Regions from separate parts of the Homo sapiens genome. Here regions 1 and 2 are each linked to region 3. A link is a contact called in ENCODE Hi-C data. All regions are on one chromosome and are shown on one strand. Each heading gives the region's core, a stretch centred on a gene start or an enhancer-like site at or near the end of the contact. The rest is flanking DNA. Distances are from core to core; before and after follow the strand shown. Region 1 holds the start of PWWP2A (PWWP domain containing 2A). Region 2 holds the start of MIR3142HG (MIR3142 host gene). Region 3 holds the start of CLINT1 (clathrin interactor 1).

What was found. A loop is a pair of places that touch in the nucleus more often than their neighbours do. Pooled maps may share reads with other maps.
Region 1: a loop to region 3 is called in a map of B cell, with 23 times the contacts of the local background. The contact joins the promoter of PWWP2A here to the promoter of CLINT1 in region 3. A Hi-C loop is called at or near these places in 5 of 168 maps with a recorded cell type or tissue (B cell, CD4-positive, alpha-beta T cell, CD8-positive, alpha-beta T cell and 1 more) and 12 of 50 pooled maps.
Region 2: a loop to region 3 is called in a map of GM12878, with 3 times the contacts of the local background. The contact joins the promoter of MIR3142HG here to the promoter of CLINT1 in region 3. A Hi-C loop is called at or near these places in 1 of 168 maps with a recorded cell type or tissue (GM12878), 6 of 37 single-sample maps with no recorded cell type and 7 of 50 pooled maps.

The regions. Positions count from the first base shown.
Region 1 is chr5:160,117,802-160,121,372 of GRCh38, reverse strand. PWWP2A (PWWP domain containing 2A) reads left to right here and starts at 1,923. Exons shown (of 2, transcript NM_001130864.2): 1 at 1,923-2,568. The coding sequence starts at 1,985. RefSeq lists silencers at 1,798-1,847, 2,008-2,107, 2,208-2,387, 2,508-2,927 and an enhancer at 1,872-2,371.
Region 2 is chr5:160,466,690-160,469,875 of GRCh38, reverse strand. It overlaps MIR3142HG (MIR3142 host gene), which reads right to left and starts at 1,625. Exons shown (of 2, transcript NR_132748.1): 1 at 1,436-1,625. RefSeq lists enhancers at 1,521-1,680, 1,711-1,940, 1,408-2,044, 2,045-2,681.
Region 3 is chr5:157,857,252-157,860,784 of GRCh38, reverse strand. It overlaps CLINT1 (clathrin interactor 1), which reads left to right and starts at 1,640. Exons shown (of 12, transcript NM_014666.4): 1 at 1,640-1,855. The coding sequence starts at 1,815. RefSeq lists enhancers at 1,352-1,591, 1,429-2,010.

The sequences.
Region 1 (3,571 bases), core at 674-3,173, 2.3 Mb before region 3:
TTTTATTTTTTTGATACGGAGTTTCACTCTTGTTGCCCAGAGTGGAGTGCAGTGGGCACATCTCGGCTCACTGCAACCTCCGCCTCCTGAGTTCAAGCAATTCTCTTGCCTCAGGTTTCCAAGTAGCTGGGATTACAGGCATGCGCCACCATGCTCAGCTAATTTTGTATTTTTAGTAGAGATGGGGTTTCACCATGTTGGTCAGGTTGTTCTCAAACTCCTGACCTCAGGTGGTCCGCCTGCCTCGGCCTCCCAAAGTGCTGGGATTACAGGCTTGAGCCACCGCGCTTGGCCCGCTTAGGATGTTTAACATGGCTAAGGCTTGGCTTCCTCATCTGTAAAAAAGGGAGAAGATTTAAGTCACAGGATTTTAAGTGAGAGTTTTGGGAAAATCTCTGGTACAAAATGAACACTAAGTACATTTGTTTCTTTCTGTATTTTTAAATGATATTCTGAAACTTCCCTGATTGGGATCTTCTACTGGCCTTTCCCCACGAGCCACTTGGTTTGAAATAGGCAGAGCATATGGTGATATTTGTTTATTGCTATTTTCAGTCTTTTCCATGTAAAACTGAAATTCTGACTATGCAATTTACCAGCCGAGTAACCTTGGGCACCCTCTTTGTGCCTCAAAATTTTAAGGATTGAGATGATATGCTATAGTGTTTGTATTAGTGCCTGGTACATGGTACTCAAAAGACACTAGCTGTAATTATTCTTCAGGACTTTATTTTTTTTACTTTCATTGCTAGCAGTTTTTCTACCCTCTCTCCTGCAGGCATTCTCCCAGAAAAAAGGCTGACTCTGTGGTGCCATTTGAGAGAAATAGGTTCAGTAGATTCTTCCAGAGATGACAAACGAAAAGACTTGATGTGGAAGTAAGAGAAGTAGGGGCGTCAGGACACTGAAGTGAGAGATCTTTTGTTCTCGTGGCATTGGAGAAGCCAGGAAAGAAAAAGGCTTTAGCAGGGACCAGGTGCGTCCACTTTGCAAGTGGATTTGGAGAGAACAAGCAGTGTTCACATATCAGTCCAGCAATGTCTCAAGACTCCTTCCTGGAACAGTCATCAGTTTAATCCAGTGAGGATGGTGTCTCTCTTCTTTCATGAGCATTTTCCTATTTCTGAAATATTAATAAATAGGTGCTTTGTTCCTAGGAAGTGGAGAGAAGTCAAGGAAAATACTCATCATACTCCTAGAAGTCAAGGAAAATACTCCTCGTACTCCTCATGGCCGCTGGAGCCCGCTGCTATGAGGTTATGGAGAACGTCTTGAACATTCCATTCCCCAGCACCTAGTGCAGTGACTAGCATAGTAGGCACTCAAAAAGTGTCTGTAGGATTGTATTTCAAACTTTAGTTGTCTTTCCCAAAGAAGCCTGTCGTGCCCACACGCGGCCGCAAGAAGTCCGCGCCTAGAAATAACATTTATTCTAAGGATCTCTGCGCAGAGATTCTTGGGAAGCGGTTCCCCTCCCGCATTCCCTTGTTACTCCTCCCCTCGGCCGCCTTTGAAAGAAGTGGCACGCCACATGATTCCATCCTTTCTCCCACCTCCAAAGACCTGGCTGATAATGGGCAGGAGCGTAGGCCAACCATAAAACTTTATTTCCTCTTCCAGCCAATAGCAAGAGGCGATGAGTATATGGCTCCTCTTTTGTGACTTCCCCCGCCCCCTTTGATTCCGCCCCCTATTCCTCCACTCAGATTCCACACTTGACAACACATCTGGCCAATGAGAAGTTCCTACTCTGCGTGGGAAGGATGGACTGACTAGATGATAGACGTCCATCCCTGGCCAATGGAATATCAAAAGTGCGGGAGGGGTGTAGAATGCAACCAATGGCGAGGTGCCAGAAACGAGCATCAGGGAAAGGGCGGGACGAAAGTGTTCGCGGGAGGGAGGGGAAGGCCCAGGGAACCAAGCAGCGCTGTCGCCGCCGCCGCTGCAGCCGGAGTTGGAGGAGGGAGAAGCTAGGAAGAAAATGGCGGCCGTGGCTGCAGAGGCGGCAGCGACTGCAGCGTCCCCCGGGGAGGGGGGCGCCGGCGAGGCCGAGCCGGAGATGGAGCCCATCCCCGGCAGTGAGGCCGGCACTGACCCCCTCCCGGTCACGGCCACTGAAGCGTCTGTGCCGGATGGCGAGACTGACGGGCAGCAATCCGCTCCTCAGGCCGACGAGCCGCCGCTCCCGCCGCCACCGCCGCCGCCGGGGGAGCTCGCCCGCAGCCCAGAGGCGGTGGGGCCGGAGCTGGAGGCTGAGGAGAAACTGTCCGTTCGGGTGGCGGAGTCGGCGGCAGCCGCGCCTCAGGGAGGGCCGGAACTTCCACCTTCTCCTGCATCGCCGCCGGAGCAGCCCCCGGCTCCCGAGGAGCGCGAGGAGCCGCCGCTGCCTCAGCCCGTAGCCCCGGCGCTCGTGCCGCCGGCGGGCGGGGACTCCACGGTGTCGCAACTGATCCCGGGCTCGGAGGTGCGGGTCACGCTGGACCACATCATTGAGGACGCGCTTGTCGTGTCGTTCCGCTTCGGGGAGAAGCTCTTCTCCGGGGTCCTCATGGATCTGTCCAAAAGGTACCGCGCCCGCCCCCAGCACCCTCCGGTCCGCTGGGTCCCCAGGGAGGGAGTGAGCCCGGGCGGCCCCCTCTCCCCGAGCCCTCGCTTCCCCGCTGCCCGGGGCCCCGCCCTCTGGTCCTGCGCGGCGCGTGGCGCGCGCTCCGAGTGGGGCAGGCGCGCGAGACCGGGAGAGGGCGGTCCCGGCCCCAGGTGGGCGCCTGCGGGGCAGGTGTGCCACCAGGTGGGAGGGTGCAGGTGCAGATGGGCTCACAGGTCTCACCCCTCACGCCTGGTCTTCTTCTGCGACTTGGCCTGGAGTCACCGTCACTGGGCGGGTGGGTTAATGCAAGATGCAGATGGATTTTTGCAGAGAACGGAGTGTTGGACGGGGGGACGGGGGGGCGGGGGGCATTGCTTGCGAGGAGGCACTTGTCTGTCCTCTAACGTTTAACTTTAGCGGGATTGGAGAAAGGGGTGTGTACATTGGGGTTCCCAAAAGGTTACCTGTCACTCCTTACAGGGGGAAGAGCATTTGTTAAAATGAACCTTTTAACTGTAATTCTTACGGTTAGAAGTCATTCCCGTTAGGTTAACCATTCAACAGAGAAGCATATTTTGCTAATTTTAATGATAGTTTAAGAAAAGTTTAAAGAAGAGATTGGAGATTTTTAAAAAATCCTTTAATGTCAAGGTGGTGTAGCATAAAAATGTTCAAGTAACTTCTAACACCTGGGATTCAGTTTATGTATTAAGGACAAGAAGGTTGAGTTCATCTACAAATTTGGCTTAACCACATTTTCATTTTTTGATTTAAAATGTTTTTGGGCTCTGCTTTCAACAGGGGAAGAGAACCTGTTCTAAGTCTGGAGTTAACCTTTTTATTCTCTTCTTTTGCAGATATGAAGTGCAGAGACTCCCATTCACGGCTTTCCATTCTGTTTCCTGCAACAGCACACGCTCTGATCGTATCTCACCTGTTTGCAATGGCTTATTAGTATGTTTTACTCTTAAACTTGCTTGC
Region 2 (3,186 bases), core at 376-2,875, 2.6 Mb before region 3:
GATTCCCGCAGGGCCTTTGGAGAAAGTGGGACTCTAGGAATTCAGAGATGAGAAGAGGGCCCAGGAATGCATCACCAGGAGCCATCCAGTCAGCTCCTCCCCGCATCCCAGGCCTGGCCTCACAGAATCCTGAAGATGAAACATCACCCACTCCACAAGCTAACAGTCCAACAACTCCAAACAACCGGCACGACCCCCAGAGTCCACCTTCTCTCTCTCAAAGAGCTTCTTGTATGGCTGCTTATCTGTTCCAAGGAGTACCATGCATAAGGACAGCAGTATGATTTTAAAAACAACAAATAAAGAGAAGCCAGTTCTGTCCAAAAACCCATTGTTAATAACGGGGATAAAGTGTCAGTAAAGCGCTACACTCAGAAGGGTTTGGGGCAAAATCAAAGCAGAACCAGGGCACACAAATAAAATAAAGGACACTGCACTTTGGGAGGCCGAAGCGGGCGGATCACCTGAGGTCAGGAGTTCAAGACCAGCCTGGCCAACGTGGCGAAACCCTGTCTCTACTAAAAATACAAAAATTAGCCAGGCATTGTGGCGCGCATCTGTAATCCCAGCTACTCTCGAGGCTGAGGCACAAGAATTGCTTGGACCCAGGAGGCGGAGGTTGCAGTGAGCCGAGATCTTACCACTGCCCTCCAGCCCGGGCGACAGGCCGGGAGCAAGACTCCATCTCAAAAAGAAAAAGAAAAAAAAGAAAGAAAGGACACTGAATGTGAAGGTCTCAAATGACAAGAAAATACCGTAATACAATAATTAAACCCATTGAGGCATCAAGAAAGAAAAGTGACACTGTTTGCCAATTAGTATACAAGTCAGGTTCAGTATGTAAAAGATTCTTTTTAAAAAAATAGAAAATTTAAAAAAAATTCTTACTATCCAAAGACAAGATTGAAATTGAGAATAGGAACACAATAAACAAAAAGTAATAGCCATAGTCTTCCAACCCTGAAACCTCCTAAGAGCACCATATTTACTGTCCAATATTTTCATGCTATTGTCACTGCAAGAAAGTTTATGACTTGCTAAATAGAGACCACAGTCTACAACTCCAGGTTTAAAGCATATTATTTTATCATCCATAGAGATTCTAAACCACTTCCTGACCCCACTCTATCCCCCCCCACCCTGAAAATAACAAAAGGTTAAAAATATGTCCCTTTTGAAAATGGAGCCACATCTTTACTAAAGCACTGGAAATATCTCCAAGTCACTGACATTTTTATATTTCTAGACCATGACAAAAGTCTCACCTACTTGATTCTAATGTCATTTCAATATGCCTTAAACATCTTGATTATATCTTTAATGTGCCATTTACTCTGCAATAATCCACTGTACAAAAGCCTGCTGCCTCTCAAACAGAAGATAAGTACATAATAAATCAGCTTGCAATGATTATTTTTTCCCAGCTCATACTCACAGCGAGCTCCTAAAATTTCATTTTATTTTATCATTTCCAATTCAGCCGCTGTTCTCCCCCTCCTCGTTGTGCTACTGTCTCCTGTCCATCCTGTCCACCCTTTGGCATGCCTTCCGGCCCAGGGTTTACCACTCCAATCGGCCCTGCTGGTGCCATCCAGGAAAGGAAGAGCGGTCAAGCGTCTTGGAGAAAGAGCATCTTTCTGGAGAGACTCTTATTTGCTGGGGTAGAGGAAGGCAGCTAAGGCCTATTTGCATATGCTTTTATTCCATTTCCACACCCTGCACGCTAACCCTCTCTGGAAAGTCCCTTCTAGATCCCTCCTCGGCACAGCGAGGGAGGAAGAGGCTGGGCCGGAATGGAAGGTTCCAGCCTGGCAGTGTCAGCTTCTCTCCGCGGAGCTGAGGGGGAAGCCTCCACCTTCCCCATCATGCGTGCAGGGTCTGGACCCCCGGGTCGGGGACCCTCTTGCAGCACGTGTCAGGAGCAGCCTGGTGCTTTGGCCTGCGCGCTCTAGAGCGTTCTGTGCAGGATGCGCCTGCTCCCCTGCAGCCTCCCCCGAGGAAGTTCTGGTCAGGCGCTGGGTCCCCAGGCTTCCTGTCTGTACTCTCCGCAGCCCCGCGGGGAAATCCCGAGAGCTTTATCGGCTGCCCAATGAGCCTGTTGGCTTTTCAAGTGCGCGCAGGCTGAGTTTCAGCCAAAACCTCAATTTAAACGTTAACCAAAAATAAATAAATAACATGTGTGCAGGCATTTAAAAAGAGAGACTGCCTTTGGGGAGAAGATCAGGCAGAAAGCTCCCTTGTTTCATTGCTGCAGATACACGAGGCCTGGATTTGCTCACCCTTTGAACAAAGGGATTCTTTGAACTGTAAACTGACCTGGCAGGCGGAACACTGAGAAATCTTCCTGAGCACCTTTCTCTGGAAATGTGAACATTCAAGGCAGTCTTGTGTGTCAGCTAAAGAGAACAGTCATAGCTAAATTTTAATGGGCACCTACTAGGCACCAGGCACTCTGCTAAATGTATCACGTGCATCATCTTCCCTAATCCCACAGCAATCATCCATAGCAGGTAGCCCGAATTATTATCTCCATTTTGTGATCCCCTTTTACTCATAAGGGAATTTTATCTTTGGTGAGGTTAGGGGGACTTGCCTAAGGTCACACAATTAGTAAGTGTTTCCATGGGTGCCCTTAGCTGCTCCTTTTCCCAAACTGGAAAGAACGTACAAGGCCTTTGGAATGTGCAACTGCAAATTCAAATTCCCAGTCGAGAAAATATAGCTTCCTTTCCTTGGTCACGTGCTCATGGACCGAAAAAGACCAGCTCAAAGGATTTTGCTTCCAGGCAGATGTAGTCACTTTCCTGACCTCCCCTGAAGGTTTTTGTTGCTTATCTTGCTGAGCTCCCAAAAGGTTTGTTTGAACGTCTACTATAGATAACGTTTTTAAAAGCAAATATTTATTGAGCAATTGTTATACACCAGACACTGTTCATAAAAACATGTTCTTATTTAATACTCCTAAGAACCCTAAAAAGCAGATACTATTCTTAGATTAGAAATGAGGAAACCGAGGTTCCAAGAGAGTCGAAACTTGCCAGAGTTCACATAGCTAGAAAATATCAGAGCCAGGATTTGAATTGAGGTTTCCTGTCCCCAAATCTCTGAACCTGGTACACTGCATTACTCTGCCTCTCAAGGGGTCCACATCAAAACTATTTCCTTGTGTGAGATTCTCTCCCATTG
Region 3 (3,533 bases), core at 391-2,890:
TGACTAGCAACCATCAATTTCACTTCTTTGTGAATTGGAGTCTTTATTTGATCCTTTCGAGGGATCCTTCCATTTCAACCTCCTAAGTAGCTGGCCTCACAAGAGTGTGCCCCAACGCCTGGCTTTTTTTTTTTTTTTTTTTTTTTTTTTAAAGACTGGGCTGGCAGGGGGATCTCACTTTGCTGCCCAGGCTGGTCTCAAACTCCTGGGCTCAAGTGATCCTCCTGCCTTGGCCTCCCAGCCTCCCAAAATGCTGGGATAACAGGCGTGAGCCACTGTGCCTGGCCTGTAATGAACTATTGTAGAACCTAAGATTGGCCTTTTAAGACGTCTTTTCAGGCTTTTGCATTTCTGACAAACGGATGACCCCACCCAGACCAGCCACTCCTCTGCTGGCCCTCCATCAAGAAGCCGATTCAGCAAAGGAGAACCATTTTCCATACTCCTCTGATTGCATCCCTAACCAATCAGCAGCACCCATGCCCTAACCCTCTGCTCACCAAACTATCTTTGAAAAACTCTAGCTTCCAAATGTTCAGGAAGATTGATTTGAGTAATAACTCTGTCTCTCAAGTGGCATGGCCAGCCTCATGTCAAACTCTTCACTGCAATGACTTGGTCGCAGTGAATTGACTTTATCTGTAAAGTGGGCAGAAAGAACCCGCTAAGCAATTACACTATATGCAATTATCTTAAATGTTTCCTTGATTATTATATGTTTCTTCCAATTACGTTTGAATTCCAAGAGAGCTGGGTCTTTAACTATATTCCCCACTTCTGGAACATACAAGATGCTCAATAAATATTTGTAGAATGAAAAGAACTGTAAAATTTCAGCAGATGGATCAAATGAAACTTAAGGTTGCTTGTAGCTTTAACATGAGCATTGATAAAAATGAGTAAGTAGAGAAGGAAGTGATGACAACCATTGCAACAAAGCAATGGAAGCAATGTGCATATTTATCCTTAAAAAACACAAACCTGTCATATGTATGTGTATGTGTGCGTGTATATATAATGTTGGCTTTTTAGTTTCCCGTGGAGTGTGAACTGAGTTTCTGAGGTTTATAGTAAAGCATTTAACAAGGATTTCAGGTAGTTGTCTAAATATAAAACATTGTATCATAGAATTAGAGCGGAAAAGGATTTAGAATACAAGTTCTTCAATTTTACAGGGGTGGAAACTAAGGCCTAGAGATCTAAGTGTACTTGGGCATTGGGAAATAAATACAGCGATGTGTCTGTCGATGAGGAATGCGTATGCCAATCATACTTCTGTATAATCATTACTAATAACATAGTAATACTGCCTTACATTTGAAAAGTGTTTGAGTGTGACTAGACCCTGCACCAGTGGTTCTGAAACTTGAGCGTGATCAGAATCACCTAGAGGATTTGTAAAAGCACAGATCGCTGGGCCCCACCTCCAAAATTTCTGGCTCGGTAGGTCTGGGGCCGGGGACTGGGAAAGCTTAAGAGAAACCATCCCAACTCCTCTCAGCTCTCCCAACTCAACCTCTCAGCTCTCCCAACTCAACCGGCCGAGCTCGGCACTCAGGGAAAACTACAAGTCCCGGCGTGCCCCGCGCGCAGCGGCGGAAAGTCGGACACTTCCGCTCCACGCAGCGCCTGTGCTGCCGCGTCTCGACGTGTCACCGGCGGCGCCGCTGCTGTGGCAAAGGAAGGAGCTGACTGGGGGAGTTCGAGGCGGCGGGCGGCGGTGACCCCGGCCTGGAACTGCCCCGGTACGGAAGTGTTCCGGGGTCCGTGGGGAGCAGGAGAGGGAGGCGGCGGACCGTCCCGCGCGGGGCACGATGTTGAACATGTGGAAGGTGCGCGAGCTGGTGGACAAAGCGTGAGTATCGGGGGGCAGTTGTGGCCGAGGCCCACGTGGGGGAGGGGGGAGGGGGAGAAGGAGCTGGCCTTGGGCTAGGGGTTGCCCACGTCACGCCCCCTGGCTCTGCCAGCCCCATCATGGCGGCGGCCCGCTCCTTCCCGGCCCCGGGCCTCATCCCCGCTGGCGAGGCTGGGGAGGGACCCTCCCTCGTTTTAAAAAAAAACATCCTCTTGGCCACCCTTCTCTCCTTTCCAGGCCTTCCCGTCCCTTCCCCTATTCCAACCCCTGGGTGCCGACGCTTTGGTCATAAGGGGCGGGTTGTTTGGCGCTGGGTCACTGCCCTGGCCGGAGGACTGTCTTGGCCCCAGGCCGTGGGCTTTGCCTCCTGGGGAGCAGGGAAGGTTTGGGGGTGGGGGGCACAATGCACTGGTTCCCTGTGTCCCTCAAGGTGTAGTACGGAGAGACCTTAGACCTGGTTGGGGTGTGTCTTTTATCTTCCTTGCCTCCTCTTAATTCCTAATGAACCTGAAGTGTTGGAGTGGGTGGTAGTAGTGTAACAAGTGGCTATTGTGGTCAGCCTGAAGTTACTCAAGAAGACACTCATCCTTTGCTTTTCTAACACTAGTGAAAGTAGATCACTATATGACTTCTTGCGATTTTTTCTTCTGTTTCTTTTTCCACTACACATCATTTTTGGTGTGCTACTTGTTCCATTCGATTAAATTAAGAGGTCATTAAGAAATGTCCTCTTAAGGAAAAAAACAACCCAGGTTTATATCCTGTTGATCTGCTTTTAAAAGCAGGTAAAACGACCAGTACGTAGTTGATTTCCTTTAAGACTGAAATAACTTTAGTCTCTTACTTGCACAAGGAAAACCTTAACTTTTAAAATGAGTATATCAGGTATAACAGTGGTTAAGTAAGGTCTTCTAGGCCAGCAGGAAATAAAGTTTAAGAATTTAAGCAGTCCTCTTCCTTTGGGGCTTTAATGATTATGCAATAAGTGTGGTGAGAAAAACAGTTGATTTGTGCCACCCACCTAACCTAAAATCAGGAAGTATAGATAGCAAACTGTTTTCTTGACACCAGGAAACAAAGTAATTTCCAGTGCCTTGTCTGATACATCAGATAGAACTTAGAGCTTGACCATATTTTTATATTTTCTGTGCTACCAAGAAGGCAATAGAGTGCCTAAGGAGCACAGGTTTCAGAACCTGCAAAGCTGGGTTCAAGCTTTATAACCTTGGGGAAGTTACTTATCCTCACAGTGCCCTAGTTTTCTCTGGTACAAAATGAAAATGCAACGATACCTACCTTAGAATGTTGTTGTGAGGCTTAAGGGTTAAGGGATTGTATTGCATATAAAGCCCTTAACAGAATATGTTTATATTAGTGTACTTTTGAAACTAGCAAATGTTTTGCATTTAGAGTGAAATAAACCTCTTTAAGAAAGAAGCTTCAAGTTTGAAAAGTGATTTGCTTTAATAATTTTCCTTTATAACAACTCATTTGGCTATTAAGGCTTCAGCTATTTATTTCGGACTATTTAGCTATTTATATATTCTTTGCTTTTGCTTACCGAAGATGAAATAAACTAGATCTTTTCCAGATCTAGGTTCATTGGCATTTTTTTAGTATATTGTGTAAAGATTAGGATATCAACTTAAATAGTTTTTTAAAGGCCAAAAGAAGACTA